Regions from separate parts of the Homo sapiens genome. Here all the other regions are linked to region 2. A link is an interaction called in ENCODE POLR2A ChIA-PET data of the cell type or tissue named here. Cell type or tissue: CD4-positive, alpha-beta T cell. All regions are shown on one strand. Links, peaks and the distances in the headings refer to the core of each region. The heading gives the core; the rest is flanking DNA. Region 1 has its middle 72 kb from the start of EMB. Region 2 holds the start of EMB (embigin). Region 3 overlaps PARP8 (poly(ADP-ribose) polymerase family member 8). Region 4 overlaps PARP8 (poly(ADP-ribose) polymerase family member 8).

The links. Peaks named below come from ENCODE experiments on the same cell type or tissue, not always from the same donor. Only the 100,000 strongest peaks of a DNase experiment are listed, where the experiment ranks them.
Region 1: POLR2A ChIA-PET joins it to region 2 with 14 read pairs; 9 of 35 experiments call an interaction of 5 or more read pairs at or near these places.
Region 3: POLR2A ChIA-PET joins it to region 2 with 12 read pairs; 8 of 35 experiments call an interaction of 5 or more read pairs at or near these places.
Region 4: POLR2A ChIA-PET joins it to region 2 with 18 read pairs; 9 of 35 experiments call an interaction of 5 or more read pairs at or near these places.

The regions. Positions count from the first base shown.
Region 1 is chr5:50,510,636-50,516,221 of GRCh38, forward strand. No RefSeq gene overlaps it. Among named protein-coding and RNA genes, the nearest start is that of EMB, 72 kb to the left of the region's middle. In CD4-positive, alpha-beta T cell, for the core only: a CTCF peak has its summit at 2,658; no DNase peak of the experiment used is centred there.
Region 2 is chr5:50,438,102-50,443,687 of GRCh38, forward strand. It overlaps EMB (embigin), which reads right to left and starts at 3,187. Exons shown (of 9, transcript NM_198449.3): 1 at 2,939-3,187. The coding sequence starts at 3,050. RefSeq lists silencers at 2,731-2,920, 3,001-3,130. In CD4-positive, alpha-beta T cell, for the core only: a CTCF peak has its summit at 2,689; DNase peaks (open chromatin) are centred at 2,190, 2,710 and 3,270; H3K4me3 peaks cover 2,998 bases; H3K27ac peaks cover 2,542 bases.
Region 3 is chr5:50,749,125-50,754,710 of GRCh38, forward strand. PARP8 (poly(ADP-ribose) polymerase family member 8) reads left to right here. Exons shown (of 26, transcript NM_024615.4): 3 at 1,027-1,064. Among named protein-coding and RNA genes, the nearest start is that of PARP8, 85 kb to the left of the region's middle. In CD4-positive, alpha-beta T cell, for the core only: CTCF peaks have their summits at 2,136 (motif pointing left) and 2,337; a DNase peak (open chromatin) is centred at 2,107; H3K27ac peaks cover 686 bases.
Region 4 is chr5:50,742,576-50,748,161 of GRCh38, forward strand. All of the region lies in intron 2 of PARP8 (poly(ADP-ribose) polymerase family member 8), which reads left to right. Among named protein-coding and RNA genes, the nearest start is that of PARP8, 79 kb to the left of the region's middle. In CD4-positive, alpha-beta T cell, for the core only: no CTCF peak of the experiment used is centred there; a DNase peak (open chromatin) is centred at 2,376; H3K4me3 peaks cover 1,692 bases; H3K27ac peaks cover 2,737 bases.

The DNA of each region.
Region 1 (5,586 bases), core at 492-4,491, 73 kb after region 2:
AGAGCTGCATAGTGCTAGGATGTCCTGATTAAGACTTTCACTTTGCAACATTTATTCTTTGATTTAACCCATGACCGCTATGACTGCTGTAACTCACTGATTCACCAAAAATTAAGTAAATAATTACTTTACCTGTTTCTATTCATCTTTCTTATACGTATGTATAGGTCAAGTTTATTTCAATGTTTAATTATAAGAAGTGTTCGGGGCCTTTATTTAGAAATTTGTTGATGTTTTTGTGTCCAGAAATATGCCAGAAATAGCAACTTAACTCCTGTTTATATCAATTAGCTTATGGTAAAATTGGTTCCAATATTTGTCATTTTGCCTAAAGTCACAGTTTCCAAGAACTCACCGACAACAGTAAGTGAGGACTTACTGGATATCCCTGCAAATTATATTGAATTTTGGGAATGTCAGTGTTTTAAACTTTTTCCTTTGCCCTTTTCTTCCCACCTGGATTTTCTGTCTTTTCCATGTTGATTTTCATGAATTCCTTCCCTAATCTAGATGTCAATCTAGAATATTTATTTATTTTATACATTGTAAATATCTCTTCTGAATTAGTCAACAACTGTTTAACTTTGTCTCTATTTCTTCATTAAAATAAACCTTTAATTGTAATGTAATCAAATCCATAATTTCTTTTTTCTCTCCCTCCTTCCTTCCTCCCTCCTTCCCTCCCTCCCTCCCTTCCTTCCTTCCTTCCTTCTTTCCTTCTTTCCTTTTTAGTTCATCCTCTTAGGGTCATAATCAACATGATTTTCCATTACCTCCAGGTAACACTTATATTCTCAAGATTTTTTTTCCTTCTTAATAATTCTACTTTTCACTAATTTAATGTGTGGCATATGGCCTTTACTTAATTTTTTTCAATATTCCAATGCTATCTACCAATCTATGTTTCCCCAAATCATTTATAGTTCAACTTTATTATAAATCAAATTAACACACACGTTTATAACTGCATGTTTGTGTCTATTTCTGAGCTCTCTGTTATGTCATCTTTCTTTCTGTCTTTGATGAATACCACACTGGTTTCATTATTATTATTATTATTATCATGACTTTGTACTTTATATTATGTCTAGCAAGATGTGTCCCCATTCCTTGCTTTTCTTTCTTTCTTTTTTTTTTTTTTTTTTGACAGAGTCTCACTCTGTCACCCAGGGTGGAGTGCAATGGTGCGATCTCGACTCACTGCAACCTCCCCCTCCTAGGTTCAAGCAATTCTCCTGCCTCAGCCTCCCAAGTAGCTAGGATTACAAGTGCGCGCCACTATGCCCAGCTAATTTTTGTATTTTTAGTAGAGATGGGATTTCACCATATTAGTCAGGCTGGTCTCGAACTCCTGACCTCAGGTGATCCACCCGCCTCAGCCTCCCAAAGTGCTGGGATTACAGGTGTGAGCCACCACGCCTGGCTGCTTTTCTTTAAATAAATGTAAATAAACTATTCATAGACCTTTATTCTTCCATATATATTTTTGAATACAGTGGCTAATTTCTTAAAAAGAAAGTCTGAATTTTATTTGAAAATAAGATGGCATCTTCTTGAAAATTGTGGCCATGCATATTTTAGACCCTTATCTGTGTGGTCCATTAATTCTGCTGACTAGGTTTTAGTTTATTGCCTTTCTTTTACAACATTGGAACAATCTGTGGGCTCCTCAGGGGCAGGGGTTAAAATCCAGGCCCTAGCTTGTATGCAGCTGATGAGGTTACAAATGGAGCAGGATACAGAGGGCCTCTGGTTTAACAATCAAGACTTAACCATTCTGGTTTAATTTTCTCCCTCCTCCCAACACTGCCATGTGGCTGGCTGACAGGCTGGGGTCTCTGCTCTCCCTACACCGAGTGTCTTCCAGTGCCTACCGGAAGTGCTCCTTTCTGATATTAACTCTTCAGTGTTTGGCTAATGCAGCTACTCTCTCATTCTGAGTTCAGCTTCTTCCTAACATTGTTAATAGTGATACCATCACAGGTCCTGTTTATTAGTTCAGATTGTCCATAAAACTTTACAGTAGTTTGCAGCATCAATAAAATACATTTTCAGACTTCTGTTTCCCAAGGTGTGTATATGAGACTGTTCGCAAAATTCCTGGCTTGCCAGGCAATGCAGTAAAAGCAAACTAGGAAATTCATCATACTAGAAGAAACTTCTTGCTTCCTCTCACGGGTTAGAGAATGATTGTACACACTTTGTAATAAAATATGACACAAAAAAGAGATTGTCATCCATAGGAAGAAGTAAGAATTAAGTGTGCAGACTGGGGATTTACTTACCTCATACCCTTGCACTAATTATTTAACCTCAGTTTCCTCATCTACAAAATGGAGATACTGATAGTACCTACCTATAGGATTGTTGTGAAATTAAATATGTGAGTGTGTGTGTGTGTGTGTGTATTCATCAATTTAATTAATATTATATATTATACAATTTCTACAACTGTGCTTGGCACATAGTAGGCACCTCATAAATGTTAACTATTGTTATTATTAAAGTTGTCTTCAGAGGTTCCAGGGACTTAAAAATTCAGATTCCTGAAATCCACTATTATGTGTATTCTTTTCCCCCTATTTTCTGCCCTCTAGTGGTAATTTCAAATATGATTTCTGTGCTTGATTTTATTTGGAATTCTTGTTAAATAAAGACCCACTTTTTTCCTTTTTTCCTATTAAGTGCAAGTTATTTTAATATGCAGGACTGAAAACAATTTGTAACTGTTTCTCATGGAGTTGGTAAGGGATAGTTTGAATCTTGTAGAAGAAACTTTCTCTTTAATGCCTATTTGTATTCATTTCTCTAAGACACCTCCATCCTAAAACAATCCCTTTCTCTAGAAACAAGAGCTCTTCTTTCACCTGACGTTACCTATGAGATTCCACCGCATTTTAAGTCCTGTAAAAGTAATCAGGTATTTTTACATTAAAAATATTACTTTCTGAAAAGTAAACATTTATCTCCAAAAATAACAATGTTCCAAAGATGGAATGTTAGCATCCATAGCTATTGAAAACTTTAATCAAATAATAATAATAATCCTTACTTAAGCTATTCATTGTCTCAGAAAATATGCTACGTCCTTCCATTTCTTTTAACACAGTCTCTTTCCCAATGTACTTATACTTACTCTGAATTTAGAGATAAAGGGGAATGTTCTTAACTGCTTTATAGTGAAGACAGATATTGTCAATTAGTGTAAACAACAACTGCCAACCCCCCTCCCCATTCCCCTTTTCTCCCAGTCTCAGAATATAAATAATAGCAAAGATTTAACTGCCATTCTTAAGAGCAGATTTGTGGTGCTTTTACAACATATATTTTTATACAGAATTTTAAAATATCATCTTGGGCCATATAGCTTTATCAAATAGATATATAATGAAGACAGCTTCACTAAACTGTAAGAAATTAACTGAATTATCAGGACTTGAAGTTTACATTTACAAATCAGGAAATTGAGTCAGAAAGAACTGAGGAAGGACTACATTGAGTAATAAACTATAAGATTTAGTGAGTGGATCAAGTATTCAAATATGATCTTGAACGACTTAATGTATCTATACATTATTTTGTCCTTGATCAGGATAGGATCATAAATATGAGAGGAGGAAAGAGCCCCCAGGCTGTGTAAGTCTGTTCGGTTTGACTGATAACATTCATTTCATGCTCCCTAAACCTTTCTCTAAGTAGTCTTTCCTTGAGCTTGGTATAGAAAGATGCTTACTATAAATAAAATTTTATTACCTTCCCCTTCTGAGTTAGTGAAATAATGAAGACATGTTCTCCTGATGTCAGAAATGTAAGATGTAAGATTGCAATCACTACCTTAGAATCAGAAAGCTAATAGTGGAATAAAGGGAAAGCCTACCTACTCTCTTCAGAAAGGAGATGCTGGAGGCACCCTAGGCATAGACGACAATGACTTTTCAAGAATATACCTAAACCTGATACATAAGCAGCTATTATTGAGCAACGGCACTGGTATTAGAAATTAATATCTTGGTACCGATTCATATTAACTGTTTTAAATCTCAAATGCTTTATGCATAATATAACTGTGATAAATTTCTATTACTTATTAAGATTTATTTGATACACTTAATTTCCTTTAATTCCATTGAATGGAAGAGCTAGCAAAGGCAAAAAAAAAAAAGGAAGAGATTTTGAGATTTTACAAGAATTCAAAGAAGGAAGTGGAAGAAAGAGAAGAAAAAAGGAAAAAGCAAGTGGCCTAATCTTCTCAAAATAATAAAGCTAAAAGAAAATGTAAAAATTAATGCATTCCAACACATTTTATTAGTACCTTTTATAAGTAAGATAATGTGCTAAGTCCCAGAGATAAAATAAGCAAAAAGATACTATTGGTAAGAAAAGGCAGCATGGTAGAGCACCCAATTATAAATTAAATGGTATGTAAGTACTGCATTGGGGTCTTAAATAGGATTCTTCAAATAACTTGCCTTGAGGAGTCAGTTAAGATTTACCAGTGGAAATAACATCTGAGGTGAGTGCTGCAGAATAAGTGAGAGACAGATAAAGAGTAGTGAAAAGAGTGTTTTAGTTAGAGGGAAATATGTGCAAATGCTGGGAAGTAAGAAAAAGAATGCACAAACACAAGTGAATGAGCAGGTTCAAGCAGCTAAAAGTAATTCAGTGTAGTTGGAGATTAGAGTTGTGGGGGCAGGGAAGAAAGTGATGGAGAAATCCAAGAATAAGGATGAAATCTGAGGCCAGATATTAAAAGATCCTCTAAGATCTATTGAAGAGTTTCTACCTTTGTATTTTTAGTAGAGATGGGGTTTCTCTATGTTGGTCAGGCTGGTCTCAAACTCCCAACATCAGGTGATCCGCCCACCTAGGCCTCCCAAAGTGCTGGGATTACAGGCGTGAGCCACCACGCCCAGCCATCTGTTGCTTATTTTTTAAGCAGATTATTAAGTCTTTTCTTATAGAGTTGTTAGAGATCCTTACATATTCTGGTTATTAATCTCTTATCAGATGGACAGTTTGCAAATATTTTTTCCCATTCTGTGGGTTGCTCTTCACTTCGCTGATTGTATCCTTTGCTGTGCAGAAGCTTTTTAACTTGATGTGATCTCATTTGTCCATTTTGACTTTGATTGCCTGTGCTTTGGGGTATTACTCAAGAAATTTTGCCCAAACCAACGTCCTAGAGAGTTTCCCCAAAGTTTTCTCATGGGAGTTTCATAGCTTTTAGGTCTTAGATTTAAGTATTTAATCCATTTTTATTTGATTTTTGTATGTGGCAAGAGATAGAGATCTAGCTTCATTCTTCAGCATATTGATATCTAGTGTTCCCAGTATCATTTATTGAAGAGACTGTCTTTTCCTCAATTTATATTCTTGGCACCTTTGTGAAAAATGAGTTCACTATAGGTGTGTGGATTTGTTTCTGGGTTCTCTATTCTGTTCCATTGGTGTATGTATCTGTTTTTATGCCAATACCTTGCTGTTTTGGTTACTATAGCTCTGTAGTATAATTTGAAGTCAGGTAATGTAATTCCTCCAGTTTTATTCTTTTTGCTTAGGATAGCTTTAGCTATTCTGGGTCATTTT
Region 2 (5,586 bases), core at 472-4,471:
CCAATTAGCTCGGAGAGACAACTGGATATTGTGTTTAAGCACTGTGTTTAGGAAAACAGGCACTGGATGGACCAATGCCAAATTTCCTGCTCTGCTGCTTAACTAAGTATGTGTAATTACTTGGGCAATTAAGCAATTACTTGGGCAATTACATAAGCCAAGCCCCAATTTCTTCATCTTGAGCCCAGAAGGTCAAGGCTGCAGTGAGCCGTGAATGTGCCTCTGCCCTCCAGCCTGAGCGACAGAGTGAGAATTCCCCAGGAGTGCAGAGGTTCTCAGAACTGCAATACTCTGAGATGAATTTTGAAAGGTGAATCAGGGATAGAAGAATTAGGGATACCCAGAAAGGAGAAAAATGTTCTAGACAATTCTTTTTTCTTTTTTCAGCTGGAACTAAAAAAATGCTAACTCATAGGGCTATACATTTATAACTATTCTTATTATTAAAATTTGACTCAAAGTCTTAGGTTAACAGACAACCTGTGTCTAAGTATGTAGGCCTATACATCTAGGTCAAAAATATCCAGTAAACCTCACAATATCCTTTGGCAAAGAGAAAAATGAATTTCCCAGAGATCAATACCGAATCTAGAAAACAAGCTGAGAGTGCCTGACAATTTTTAATTCTGGCTTAAATTCGATGCTAACTTCATAACTTTTGTCTTGTACATTATTCCACAATTTTAGCTTACGTGGAGCTAAAAGAGCAGAACTTATACCATATACATAGAGTGACATCCCCTCCCCCATTCATCTTATTGATTTACACCTTCATTTATTCCACTTTCATTTGTTTCCTACCTTTTTTTTTTTTTTTCCTTTAGAGATCTTCTCTGCATATCAACTTAACCCTGACGCCTATGGAATAAGTATTTACCTAACAGTGCACTGTCTAGGCCATATCATTTTAAAGCTGTGGTTTTTAACCAGCTTAAAATCACATTTAAAGCTACATGGAGAGCTGATGAAACTCCTTAATGCCCACACTGAATCCCAAGCCAAATGAACCAGAGTTTTGCGGGAAAAGATCCAGGTATCAGGATTTTTCAAGCTCTCTGGTGATTCTGACATACAGTCAAGTAGAGAATCAAAGTTCTACAATGAATCCAGAATGCACTGGTTCTCAGAACTGCAATACTCTGAGGTGAACCAGGGATAGAAGAATTGGAGATACCCAGAAGGGGGAAAAATGTCCTGGACAATTCTGTTTCTTTTTCTTTCTTTTTTTTTGAGACAGTTTTGCACTGTCACCCAGGCTGGAGCTTAGTGGCACCATCACCATCATAGCTCACTGCAGCCTCAAACTTTGGACTGAAGCAATCTTTCTGCCTTGGCATCCCAAGCACCTGGGACTACTGGTGTACATCACCACAACCGCACTTTTAATTTTTTTTTTTTTTTTTTTAATAAAGAAGGGACCTTGCTATGTTGCCCGGGGTGGTCTTGAACTCCTGGATTCCAGCCATCCTCCCACCTCAGCGCCCAAAAGTGCTGGGATTACAGGCCTGGACAATTCTTTATAAGTGGTATTATGGAAAAGAGATGTGGCACAAGGAAATCTGCGAAGGAACCCACGATGTTCTGTCCAAGTTGTTAACAACTAGACGTTTTAAAAGGCATTTATAAAAATTAATAGTCTTACCTTTTGATTATCCTTCCTTCTCTATGGTGTGTTACAAAAATTCCACATCTTACAAGCCCATGAAAATAAATTCCCATGAGAGTTTGAAAACTTTTTGCAGAATAATGTCCCAATTTTAGTTACTGGTGGCCAATATTTACCAGCTTGAGAGGTGGTCTTTTATTACCCTTACTGGCTGGTAACATTTATGACACAGAAACTTGCAATAGGTTGGATGGAATCCTTTCAATATGAAAAGTAATTATAAACAGGTGAAGGTAGAATGGCAACTTTCGTGTTGGCTTTGTTAATGTTTTGCACGTAATCCCTCTGTCAAAGTGTCTTAAACAATAAAACAACAAGCAAAAATCTCACACATACACACACACACATGCACACACACATTTTGTTTTCAAAGACCACGGTGTAAAATGAAGATACACACACGTTATCCTGTAAGTTGTGGATCTTTGGTTGGCTAGTTGGTTATGATGTTTTTTCCCCTACTCAGCTCTAAAAAAACATCCTCGGCAAGGTGAGGTGGCTCACGCCTGTAATCCCAGCACTTTGGGAGGCCGAAGCGGGCGGATCACCTCAGGTTGGGAGTTCGAGACCAGACTGACCAATGTGGAGAAGCCCAGTCTCTACTAAAAATATAAAATTAGCCCGGCGTGGTGGCGCATGCCTGTAATCCCAGCTACTCTGGAGGCTGACAGAGGAGAATCGCTTGAACCCGGGAGGAGGAGGTTGCGGTGAGCCGAGATCACGCCATTGCACTCCAGCCTGGGCAACAAGAGTAAAACTCCGTCTCAAAAAAAAAAAAAAAAAAAAAAAAAAAATCCTCAAAGCCAACCCACCTGCCAAGAGGAGGGAAGGAGGTGATACTCGAGCCTTACTCTCGAATCAAGAAAAGGGAGTAGGCCTTGGGGAAATGTGGCTTTCAAAATTCATGCCATATTTGCCCAAGCCAAGTCGCTAGCTGGTCCCTGCAACCACCCACACACCCCACTGCCTTCTTCCTAGGAAAAACCAGACTCTGCCCTGTTACCTACGCGCCCGACTCGCGGGGCGCTGTTCGTTCAAGACTCGCCCCAAAGAGCGCAGGAACGCGAGCCGCAGCAGTTTCAGGGTTCAGCTTAGGTGACACAAACGTAGCTAATGGGAGGCCGCCGCCGACTCTCCCACCCGCCCTTACCAGCATCCCCGCGCCTCTCCCCGCCACCCTTGCCCGGCGCGCCGGCGATGCCCTCTGCCCGCGGGGACCCGAGCCTCGCGCGCCCTCCGCCCTCCCTACCCTGGACCCTGTACCCATCACACCTGGGGCACTGCCGTCCGCCGAGCTTGGGCGCGCGGCAGCGAGAAGGCACTGGAGGAGGAGCAGCCGGGGCGTACGCGCCCTGGCCTCCAGCAGGCCGGGGAGGGCGCGCATGGCGCCAGAGGGTCCGCCTGGGTCCTCGTGGAGACTGCTCCCTCAGCTCGCCGCCGCGGGTGTCCAGAGTCCCTGCGCACACTCGCAGGTGGCCCGGCGCTCGCAGCCAGTGCCGCGGGTAGGACGCTGAAGAAAAGGCGGAATGGGAGGGGCCCGGCCGCCTTGCCCCACTCCCCCGAGACGCTCTTACCGCGCCCGGCCCTCCATCAGTTATGCAGCCCTCAGCCGGCTGCTGGCGTTCCCGGATGTGCGGTGGCGGTGCTACTTCCCGGCTGCAGCCTCTCCGGCCTCCGCCCTCTCGGCTCTAGCAGGTCGGGAGAGAGCTTGGGCAGGTGATGTCTAGCCAATCTCGTGGGGAGAGGTCGAAACTCTGCCTACAGACTGGCCTTTGCACTTCACCTGAGGCAGGTTTCACTAATTTGCTTTGATGGGACAGATGAGAAACACTTTTCTCCTCCCGGACCCCGGACATCTTTGGGCTTTCTTACGAGGGAGGCTTATTTTTGCGCAGGTGTAAGGTTTTATCCAGCTGCCAGACAACTTGTGTTAATCTTTCTTTGCTTTGCCTACCAATCACACACATTCTCTCTTCTAGTCTCTGAAGGCTTAACTGATTTTCTCCGGATGAAGGTTTTAGAGTCCCAAGGCCCCATACCGTGTCTGATTTTACTTTATTTTTGTTTGTTAAGCCTAACAGCTTCTGAGGAGCCACCTAGAGCTCAAGAAGCAAAAGCTACTGAGAGTAGATACTATGTAAACTGCACAAGACATTGACCTTTGTTAAATCCGAACACTCTTTAAGATAATGCTCTTACCCACAAGGCTGTAGCTTGGAATATTCAGTGCTCTGAACCAAATTAAATAAATTAGTGCTTTATCCGGGAGGGGAGGAGAAATCTATATTGTAACATTGAAACACATTGATTTGATTTCTCTCCAGGATGTTATAACGCATTAAAAGATATTTTTAAAATTTTTCACGAGCTTTGTTTCCTCTCCCTTTATTTTTTTGAAGTTCAGCTTTCACATTCGTAAATTCAAAATATATCGGCGTTAAAAAAAAAAGGATTGGAAATAACATGAGACAAATTTTGAAAATTGAGCTATTTAACAAAACCTGTGTTTATTCCAGGCAGGAATGGTTAATTTGTAATTGGTACGTATTACTAAAACACGTCTGTTTCTGGTTTAGTATTATATGCACAAAACTTTGGAAACAGAATGTAGATTCTTCAAATTGGCAGTGAGATAATATGAATAATACAATTCATTCAACAATATTATCTACCAGGTGCCAATCTACCATTGTGTTCAAAAGAGGCTAGATAGGCACACATGCACAAATGCACGCATGCACACATGTACACACACACACACACAAATTAGACAACTGTTTATCTGTGAATGACAAATCTCAGAAAAGCCTCTTCTCAGAAAATTATGGTCAAAATTATTAAAATCTTCTGAATGAAACTTTAAAAGATGCCTTCAAGGACTAAATCTTATACACTGTTGACCCTCTGAGGGCATTGACTGGGCTTGCTAAACCCAAATTGCCTAATCAATGGCTGCTACATCACACCTCTTTCTTTCAACCCTGCATCTGGTCTCAGGACTAACTGCACACATTTCCCTATAATTAGGTAGAGTGTCAACAGTAAGCACTTCTCACCTCAAACTAAACTCTGACTGACTTTTCCCAGTTAGTCTCATAAAATCCTTAGACACAAATTCACCCTTCTTAAAGAAACATTTTTTTCAGTTGAATCAGCCTATTTATGACCAGAAAAACTTACTTACCCAAGTTGATGCTGATCCCCACTGTTGCTTTTGCTGTTGGAACAAAAGAGTTGAGAAAGAAATATAATTCTCATTTTGCTAAGCATTTTGAAAGTCTTTTCATCACTGTTCCTGTTCTATATTTAGATATTTGATATTTCCAGCCTTATGTACATTCCACTTTTTCAAATGCTCCATATCCTTTAAAACAAGCTTATTGACTGCCTTCCCTATATAACTTTTTCTATCCCTGATTCACCTTTCAAAATTCATCTCAGAGTATTGCAGTTCTGAGAACCTCTGCACTCCTGGGGAATTCTCACTCTGTCGCTCAGGCTGGAGGGCAGAGGCACATTCACGGCTCACTGCAGCCTTGACCTTCTGGGCTCAAGACGAAGAAATTGGGGATTGGCTTAAGTAATTGCCCAAGTAATTGCTTAAGTAATTGCCCAAGTAATTACACATACTTAGTTAAGCAGCAGAGCAGGAAATTTGGCATTGGTCCATCCAGTGCCTGTTTTCCTAAACACAGTGCTTAAACACAATATCCAGTTGTCTCTCCGAGCTAATTGGAAATGTCTATGAAAGTTCAGAACTACTGACAGCATAGCCTATGCATCTAAATGTCTGATTTGCACTGAATGACATGCTGACACAGTTTGAGTCCTGGAATAAAATTAGGTACAGGGACTCTTTTAAGGTTTTTTGATTAAATAAGACATATAATATATCTTTGTAAAGGACATATCAGTGGGAG
Region 3 (5,586 bases), core at 596-4,595, 310 kb after region 2:
AATAGGTTACATTTTTCTGTTTGTACATATATTAAGTGATTTCTGATTATATTGGATTCACCCTGTGAATGATGCTTTGAGTAGATTCTGTCTTCTATATGTTCCTTTAAAGAGAATTAGTTTTTTTTGTCTTAACAGGCAGATAATTGGCTGAACACAAACTAAAATTTGACTTTTCTGTGGCAGGTGGCAGCTTCACTGATGCAGTCAGATAGCTAATGTTAAACATGTGCTGTGTGTCATGCACCAAAGTAAATGATGACACTGCAAATATAAATAGACGTAGATCTTAACCTCATGGGGCTTGCTATCTAGTTGACAGAGATAAAAAATGAACAGATAAATATGTTCAATTTTCGTATGTCATATGAGGTAAGTACATAGAGGCAGCAGGGTTACTGAGAAGTGAGTTGTGCAATTGTTAAAATATAATTTAAAAATTATTTTGAAACAACTCAATCCTTATGAAAATAGAATAAAGTTTATTTATATATACGTGTGTGTGCGTGCATGATGAAAGATTGATAATATTACTTATACTTCCATTATATTTTGTTAATTCTTTTAGAAAAAAACCAACATTATCAAAAGTACTTCATATTTTGGGGAAACTATTAAAATGTTTAAATTCTTGGGTGCTGTACTAAATAAGAGAAATACTTTTTTGGTAAGAAAAGATGATTTGATGAAATCTGAGCAAAGAAAACAAATGATCATATAATAGGAAAAATAGACCTTGTTGAAATAAAAGACCTGTCTATACTAAAAGAAATATCCCTGTTGGGAGAAAGATATTTCAAAACTGTTAGACTAAGACCCATTTAGACTAATGGAAAGTATATTTTAAAAACCTGTGTTTCTTATGGCGGATATAAAAGTGGTTTTCTAATCTGTTTTGGAAGTTTCCTGTTTATACTTACATCTTTATAACTGAATGGGTAACATGGGTTTGGTTTGTCTTTTTTTTATAAAAGCCTGTCTACCTTAGCAATAACTTGAGCCTTTTTTGTTTGTTTGTTTTAACAGTGTATCCTACTCAGTACATGTATCTGAAGATTACCCAGGTATGCTTTTCTTGTTTTATTACAGATATTCGTATCAGGGTTCCTTTGAATATTTTTTTCTTCTGGAGATGTAAAACGCATATAAATATATTGAGGGGTGAAACACTGGTAGAGGAAGCCTTAAAGCTATAGAAGAATTCTGCTTACTGCCTGCAAAGTACATGTCTTACTCTGAGACACAGTGCAGAATCAAAATAATTTCCCAATGAAAAGTTCTTTAAAGATCCCTATGATAGTTCCAGCCTGTGCATTTACATCATTACAATTAAAATAAAGAGATCAATGGTCTAATTGTTAGTTTTGAACATCATTTGGCCTTTCATAATGTAAAAATAATAGGTAACATTTATTTGTTTCAGTCAGTTTTCTAAGTGTGTGTGTGTATCTATTTTTTCTTTTTAGTATTAAAAAATAGTAATTAGTTCATAGTTTGGTATGGAGATAATGTAAAACTTACTTGTTTAGCATTTAAGTATTTTCTGCGGCAGTTTGCATTAAGCATTTAACCATTTTATAAGATCGTTACATTTGAAAATACTTTCTTAAATCACAAACTTCCTTACAATTATTTTGCTATGCTCTCCATATGTTTTAAGAATAGTATTCTATAAAACTATTGTACAGTTATACAATGAAGTTATTCATTAAGGCTATGCCTATTTTTAATAGTAATACAAAAAGTGTTCTAGAGAAATTTTACTGGAAGAACCAATACAAGAAGTATTTATAAGAAAAATACTTTTTATAGATGGTTATGCAGTCAGCCCTGTCTGATAGTGTAGCATGTTTTTGATGCTATGTTTGCCAAGTATGTTATGAAATAAAAGCCCCACTATTTATTGTAAATACAAAAATTAATGTGCTTCTCATCTGAGTCAGATCATAGAGATGTCAGCCATGAGAAGTACAGGACTTTAAGTCAAGGTAATAGAAATAATAGTACAAATTAAAGCCCAGGTTGAAGACACTAAGTGAATTAATCTGTAGCACAGGATGTATGGTAGAAGATGCCTTTAGTAAACCAAGTGGGCCAAGTGTTTAGCTCCCTCTTGTGGCCAAGAGGTATTACTTGGGCTTTTTCACACTTTACGGGAGCCCCACCTGGAAATGCCAATATACAAACATTGAAATTCTAAAAAAAGTATTGATTATCATTTGTGCTCTTTTTACTGAATTCTCTAACTGGAGCAAGTTTGCAATGAATTTTCAATATAACTTAATTTCCAAAAGGAAGGAGTGTAAGTATATATATTTAATCTGTTTGGTGAAAGTAGGTTGTTATGCTGCAATAAAATATGATCACAGAAGACGGAGATTAGTGCATTCTGGTTTAAATACCGGGGCAGAATTTTCAGTTGGCTGATGTAACCAGTATATCAAAATACACTGTCCAGTGCGCAGTATACCAAGTATTTGCACATACATAATTTCATTTGATTCTCAATGCCGGTCTGTAGGAAAGGCAGAACAGGGCAGTTTATAATATAAATTCATACTTAGAGAAGTGTGCTGAGAGATGGTAAGTATTAAATAACATTTTCCCAAAACATGTAGTTTGGTGATAAAATCAAGTCTGTAATTCAGTTCTGATTCCCGTTGCCTCTGGGGAAGTAGTGTTAGTATTTTTATGGAGCTTTCTTCACAGTGAAATTAATATGATAATGTTTTCCCCATTATTAAATTTTAATCCACATTTATTTGTACTAAGAGTTGTTGGTTAATATGCTTGACTTTTTAGGTAGACATCTTGTTTTATAACTTACGTGTTTGTTCTTCCTTTCCAACATTTATACCTGTTCTTGTTGGCACTGGAATAATTTTTAATAATAGATATGAAAGTTGGCAGCTTTGTCCCTTTTTTCAAAATTAGTGAGCATGCTTCCAGTTGTTTTCAGAAAGGAAATTACTCTTTTTCTCATTTACCAAGCTTTTTTTTAAAAAAAATGAATATTAAATCTTTATCAAACTATTGTTTGGCATCTGTTGAGGTGTCATATCTACTTTTTCCTTTAAACAATAAAGTAACAAATTGTATTAGCAAATAACTCAATGTTGAGCTATGAGAATTATGTGTTTTGTCATATACTTTAGCATTAAAGACCTTAAGTTGCTGAATGAATTAAACAACTCTTTGAGCATTTGCTAGAACTTGCAAACAAATCTGTCTGAGCTTTTTAGGGATGGTTCTGGGTCAGTTGTCTTATTTTTCTGCCATGATTATTATCTCTTCTGTTTTTCTGTTTCTTAGTCATTTTAAAATATGTCTTCTTACTGAAAGTTTCTATGTTGGTGAAATGTCCAAACTTTTTAGCAAAAGTATAGTATTTGGTCCGTAATTGTAAAATTCTTCCATGTCTCTGGTTATTTCTCCTGGCCCATTTTTATTGTTCATATTTGTTCTTGTTCTTCCGTCCGTTGGTTTGTCTTCCAAATAGTTTAGCCATTTAAAAGATTCTTTCAAACAAATAGCTCTCTTTAATGTTGCATTCAATTTCTAAATGCAGTAATCTTGATACTACATTTATGAATTCTTTCTAATAATATACCTTAGGCTTCCCCTCTGCCTACTTTTCCTGGATTATTTGGATCAGTTATTAAGTAATCATCTAAGTTTGAACATATGAAATTTTCTTTGCTCTATGAAAATATATCAGTATTATCCTCCAAAGTCAAGATTACATCATTCTAGCTTATGTCCCTAGGAACAGATTTGTCCTTTTATAATTGTGATCTATTAATTAACTTGTACCATCTATTGAAATTTATTTCATACTTTTAGTGAAATGAAAATTTAGAGGGCCTTTGTTGAGTCAGCATATATAATAGCATGTATATAAATGAAATACTAAATGATATGTTGACTGTTCATGATTAAGTGAAGAAATAGAGAGGCCTTGTGATTTACTTGTACTTCTTTGTAGATTTTATTTTGAAGACAGTTTTTTTTTTAATGTCAGAGAATGAATTACACAATAGTTGTGTATATTACAAGTCACAGGTTGGCTCTACTATAATGGCAGAGTTCTTTAATTTTCTCTTTCCACTTTTAATTAGAAAGGCTTACCTACTGTTGGGAGTGGACTCTCTTATCCCTAGTAGAGGAATGAAGGGATACTTTCTGGATCCTCTGGCACCTGTGAGTCTAAAGAGTCTTGACCTACATGATATACTTGAGCATTAGGTATAGCCTGTGAATAAACCTCTTAAGTGAGAATTAGAATACTATACAGTCTATATCAAATTATAGCCCCAAAAATATAATTGTTTTTATACCTAATAAACATTTATATTTTATAAGACATTGCAACTTTTTAGTGACAATACTTTCCATATTTGAAAAAGGACATGGTATAGTGACAAATCATTGATTTTTGGATTCAGGCAGATTCAAGTTTTACCACTTACTAGTGTATAGTTAGTTAATTAATAGTATTTAATTTCTCTGAGCCTTAGTTTCCTAGTATTTAAAATAGGGATAATAATTGACTGCTATAGGGGATGAGGTGAAATTATGTAGAAAATTCAGCAAAAATATCCAGAATGTAACATGAAATCAATATAATTTTTTTAGAGTTATAATTATTATTTATCTTAAGTTACATCAGTGAGGGATGGAATGACTTGACTTAAATGGTGCTGTATTTGGAGCAGAATAAAAGCAACAGTTTAAGAAATACTTTTGCACAGTTCTATTCATCTCTCCCCAAGTCTCAAGTGTTCATGAAAGTTCTGGTAATGCTTTGCATAGTGTTAGAGAAGTGAAGAGAAAATATCTTGCTGTTAACAGCCTTAACAAAGATCTGTAGGTCCTCTATAAAACATACACATTAAAAATCTAACTGTCCCCAGAGGTTTTCAGAAAAAAAAAAAAGAGCTTAGAAGTCAAGATGGAGAATTCCAGTGAAGGAATTTGAGTTTGAAAACATTCATATATATATATATATATATATATATATATATATACACACACACACACACACACACACACACACATATATATATATTTTATTATACTTTAAGTTCTAGGGTACATGTGCACAACGTGCAGGTTTGTTACATATGTATACATGTGCCATGTTGGTGTGCTGCACCCATTAACTCATCATTTACATTAGGTATATCTCCTAATGCTATCCCTCCCCCCAGCCTCCCACCCCACAACAGGCCCCAGTGTGTGATGTTCCCTTTCCTGTGCCCATGTGTTCTCATTGTTCAATTCCCACCTATGAGTGAGAACATGTGGTGTTTGGTTTTTTGTCCTTGCGATAGTTTGCTGAGAATGATGGTTTCCAGCTTCATCCATGTCCCTACAAAGGACATGAACTCATCATTTTTTATGGCTGCATGGTATTCCATGGTGTATATGTGCCACATTTTCTTAATCCAGTCTATCATTGATGGACATTTGGGTTGGTTCCAAGTCTTTGCTATTGTGAATAGTGCTGCAATAAACGTACGTATGCATGTGTCTTTATAGCAGCATGATTTATAATCCTTTGGGTATATACCCAGTAATGGGATG
Region 4 (5,586 bases), core at 854-4,853, 300 kb after region 2:
TGAGAGTGAAAGGGTAGGTTGTTATACGGTGTTTGGAAAGCTGTGAAAATTTGCAAAAACAACTAGGAAGAAAAAGTAAGGGGGTTTATGAAGAATGGGTTTCTCAGGTTACTGAGCAGAGTTGTTAATAGATAATATTGAGAACCACATGTCTGTAGGGCACCAGGCCCCTTAGTTTCATTGTCCTTTCCAGCAGCATTCAGAGCCCAGGTCCAGGAGCTGAGCATGGCAAATATGACCTAATCTGCAGTTTGGAGCTGGTAGGATCAGGTAGTCTGCAGGGGCAAGGTAGGCGCTGCACATTGAAGGAGTCGAAGATGCTGTGGAGAGAGCAGTTAGGTATCTAAAATCATGGGAAGATGAAAATGAAGCTCAGAGGGACTGGTAAAGACACAGAGTGAATGCATTGTTTAAGGATGTTAGAAGTAAGAGGAAAGGAGTGAGAGCTGGGAAAATTATAAAATTGTGGTTAGAAAGTGGGACATGGGGGTTTGAGATTTTAGAAGGGGAGCCATTCACTCCAAATCAAGCTTCAAGGTATAGCCATTTGGAGATTTGGTGAGCTAGTGGTAGGGAAAACGAGGCCATGGAACTACGTGCAGCTTAACGTTGTCCAAATGGATGGGAGTGATGTCAAGATTTTTGGTAAAGAGGAAAAGAAGGTCCTAGAGCTCCCCAACCCTGGATAAATGACAAAAAGATTGTAGCTCATAGTGGTGAAGAATGAGGATGCTGTAGCTGATTGACCTGCACAATTTGAAAATGTTTTTAGAGGGTGAAATGATGATGAACATGAAAGTGAATGTTTTGGGAACTGAATGGCATTAAAGTAGCAAAGGTGAGCTTCTAGTATGCCCCAAATTACCTTCTAGCTTGAGACACTAGAGTTGGGTCTGGAGGTGGGTAGTGGGACAGCATCTCTTTCACTCTGCAGCACTTGAAGAGTAAAGAAGACAGAATTAATAAGTGCTGGAGTGAATTTTCTTCTAGAAAGCTCCAGTGTGTCTGGGGGTGAGATGTGGTCTCAGGTTTCAACTGCTGACTTGCAAGTGAACAAAGACTGAGACCTAACCAGGCACGATGGCTCAAATCTGTAATCCCAGAGGTTTGGGAGGCTTGAGGCCATTGCATTCCAGCCTAGGTGACAAAGTGAAACCTTGTCTCCAAAACATAAATAAATAAATAAATAAATAAAATTAAAAATTAATTGATTAAATAAAATTGAGATCTGTACTCCTAAGCATCTTCGCTAGGGTAGAGGATTGTTTGTCATGTGCAATTTTTTGTTTCTGCCTTTTGCTTTTTCTTATTTAAATTCTTAAAGTGGGATCTAACTGGGAGGGATAAAAGATACGAGGATGTAGTTTATTGGAGAAATTGTTTTAAATATTAGCAGGTAAGTAAAAAGGTAATGTGCAATAAAATACTGGTTTTTACTTGTTCTGTCAAAACCTCTGGGTGTTGTTGAAAAAGCATGAACTGAGGATCCAGGAGTTTGACGTTACAGATGGCAGTTATGGGCCCTGCTTGTAAAATCAGATAATGAATTGGTGCATCGAAAAACTCTTTTAAGTCTAAGATTCTTTCATCTTCAAGCCTAAATTCCAATCTTTATTACATAGAGCTACCATCTTCCACTACTTTTGAAAGACTCTCCTTAGATCCATGAACTTGGGAGTTCAGACCAGACTCTATCTGTTCTTAGCTCATTGCAGACATTTCAGAAGGAAAAGGATGGTAATGGAGTGATTGGGAAGTGTAGATACAAGAATGACCTTATTAAATGGTTCCAGTTATAGGAGTAAACAAATATATGAACAGAATACAGGATTAGGTAGATATGGAGCAACTGACAGCTGCTTTGGGAACTCCTTTAGAAGTTGTTGGCTATTGGGAGATGTCTTTGGTTGGGCCAGATGCTTTCAGAGGAAAAAGAGGTGAAAGTAACCATTTTGTTAGAAAATTATTGAGGTGCAATAAAATAATTTTTAGATTCTGGTTTCAAAGTTGTGACTTTAAGAACCATGCATCACACTGTTCATATAATATATACCAAACACATATTTGACTGACCTGAGTTTCTGGCAAAGCACCTCAATGTAATTAATTGTAAGTCAGCATATCCCAAAATTCTGAAGGCTTTTTTTTTTCTCTGAATAGGAATTCAGAGCTTGCTCCAGGGATGTGAGGACAAAAGATGAGTATGACTTTTAAAAGGAATTCAGAACTTGCTCTAGATTTTGCTTTCTTCTCATGTCCACCTTCTTTCACTTTCACTTATGCTTCTTGACAATATTTTCTGCCTGCTACATGGCATTTATTATGTACAGCACATACTAACAGTACTCTGCAATCTACTTAAGCTTTGTTCTTTCCACGTTTTTTTGGTACTACTCATTAGATCCTTGAGCCAATCATCCATGTCTGTTTGTACTAGATTGTTTCCCTTAGAACTCTGCAAGTCACAAAGTGAAACTGATTAGGATTTTACAGTCCTGGTGATTTTCCTTCTGGTATACCACTGAGAAAATGCTGTCGCACAAGGGGCTGATGAATCATTTTGCAGGATTTCTGTTTGCTATTTTCTATTTGAAAAATTAGGTACGTTCACGAACATGGGAATGTCTCCTAATATCATGAGGACAATACGACCATAAAATAAAATAATCAGTGTTGGTTTGGGTCTCAGATAAATGTAATATATTGTACTTTTTAGCAAATTGAGTTTTCCAGAGAACATTCATTCATGTAAATTTCACTCCTATAAATTTTAATTGCTTGTATTGGAAGCTGACTAAAATTACTCAGCACCTGCTGTTATGTGTCTGGCATTGTCCTGGGGTCCTTGCACCTGTTAAGCCATTAAATCATCACAGCAGGCTCTTAAGGTAGGTATGGATTCTTCCATTTTACTAAATAGAGATTGAGTCTGTGAGTGTTTAACCAACTTTTCTTATGCCTCCCAGCTAGTAAGCCTCAAAGCTGCATTGGACTCCTATTTGTCTGTCTTGAACTACAACAGGCCCTCTAACTGGAGGTAGACAAAGGAATGAATTAAGGCCTCATTTTGGATTCAGACATTGATTTAGATGAAAAATGAAGCAATTGCCATTGGTTGAGATGGTAGGCTGTTGGGAATTAATTCAGCTTAGTACTGAGTATAATCTCTGGCATTGCCAAGCTTCTGTCACATAGCACTGCCAGATCAGAAGGGTGCCTTGATCATCAGTTTTATTTCTACATAGTACCATTCGACAGTATAAAGGAATGGATCACGGGAAAATGAATTCATATGGGGTCATAGTGTACATTTCCCCCCAGCTTGTTTTGGGGCACCATTGTCATGGATATTTTATCTTCTAATGTTTGGCATGTTGATTCAGGGCCATGATTTCCAAAGCTGCTCTATTGGCTGAGGTCCAACATCTGCCATTTGTTCCTGCATTCTTATTCCCAATACATACCTTTTCACTGATATGTGCTCATATTTTACTACTATGATAGCTTCTTAATCTGATCTCTCTTTTCTTCAATCTATCCTAAATATTAGCTATCAGAGTATATTGTTCAAAATACTAATCTGCCTGGAAATACTGTTATGCTTCATAATCTCTGATTCCATTTATGTATTATTCTTGAAATGATAAAAAATTTAGAGCTAGGGAACTGATTAGTGGCTGTTGGGCTTAAGGATGCTTGGGTGAAGGGAGATGGATATGTCTCTAAAAAAGGTAGCACAAGGGAAATTTTTGTGTGATCAAATAGTTCTGTATTTTGTTTGCTATAATGGGTATGTGATGCACATGTGATAAAGTAACATAGAACTATACTCAAACTTTGCACTAATGTCAGTTTCCAGGATTTGATATTCTACTGTAGGTACATAACATGTAAGCAATGGAGGAAACTGGGTAATATACATGACACTTTTGTACAGTCTTTTCAACTTTATGTGAGTCTATATTATATAAAAAGTAAAAAAAAATACTACTGTGCTTTAAAATGTTCAAGTTCCTTTGTCTGTCATATTTATGTATCATATTCTCTGGTTCCCTCTAAATTAACCATCCAAAGGTGTTACCTCTGATATATATATTTTTTTCTGTTTAAATCTTATTTGGCATTAACACAATGTTTGGCTCATACCAGGTTACCAAAAAGTGTTCCTTGAATTAAAACTGGGATTAATGGTTTTAATCCCAGTGCTTTAGAAGGCTGAGGCAGGAAGATCACTTGAGGCCAGATGTTTGAGATCAGCCTGGGCAATATAACAAGACCCCTGTCTCTATCAAAAATAAAATAAATTAGCTGTATGTGGTGGTGCAAATCTGTAGTCCAATCTACCCAGGAGGCTGCAGGGGGCAGTTGCTTGACCCCAGGAGTTTGAGGTTACAGTGAGCTATGATTATGCCATTGTACTCCAGCCTGGGCAACAGAGCAAGACCTCATCTCTAAAAAAAATTTTTTTTAAATGGAAAAAATTTGCTTTATGAAATAAAAATGTATCAAACTTGGTCTGTTTACTAATCATACTTCTTTTCTACTCATCTACTTATTCAGTTATGGTTTTTTTTGTTTGTTTGTTTTGTTTTTTTTTTTTTTTTTGTCTCTTCCTAATCTCTTTCCAAGTACTGAGCAGCATGCCAGGGATTTGACTGGTGGAGTTGGGAACTCTTTTCAAGGACTTAAGACTCAAATGTCATAAGGGCAAGATGAGCCAGGGAACCCAGGGTATAAGCTATGCTGACTCATGTTCATCCATTCATTCAAATTTATTGAGATTTGTGTTATAGCTCAGTATATGATCTATCTTGATATTCTGCAGTTGTAGTGTTCTATGAAAATCAGTTTCAAATATTCTGTGTTTTTAATTTTTTTTTCTTTTTGGTCTGGTTCCATTAATTACTCAAATTATGATTGTTGAGTTGTTCATTTTTCCTCTATTTCTGTCAGGTTTTGCTTCATATATTATGAGGCTTTGTTATTAGGTACATACACATTTATGATTGGTATGACTTCTTCCTGACGAACTGACACGTTTATCATTACGAATGATCTCTTTATATCTTTAGTCCTCAGTCTTCTGATGCTTATTGTTTGCATGGTGTATCTTTTCCATTCTTTACTTAAATCTATATGTGTCTCTATATTTAATATGGATCTCTCAAAGATAGGATAGACCTTGCTTTTTTTTTTTTTTTTTTTTTTTTTTTTTGAGACGGAGTCTCGCTCTGTCGCCCAGGCTAGAGTGCAGTGGCGCGATCTCGGCTCACTTCAAGCTCCGCCTCCCGGGTTCACGCCATTCTCCTGCCCCAGCCTCCCGAATAGCTGGGACTACAGGCGCCTGCCACCGCGCCCGGCTAATTTTTTTTGTATTTTTAGTATAGACCTTGCTTTTTTATCCATTCTGGTAATCTTTTCCTTTTATTCAGTGTGTCTTGTTCCATTAACATTCAATGAAGTTATTGATATGATTAGATTCAGGCTCTATTTACTTTTTGTTTTCTATTTGTTCCTTCTGTTTTTTGTTCCTCCTTTCCTGCTTTCTTTTGGATTAAATGATCCAAAATGATTTTTAGAATTATT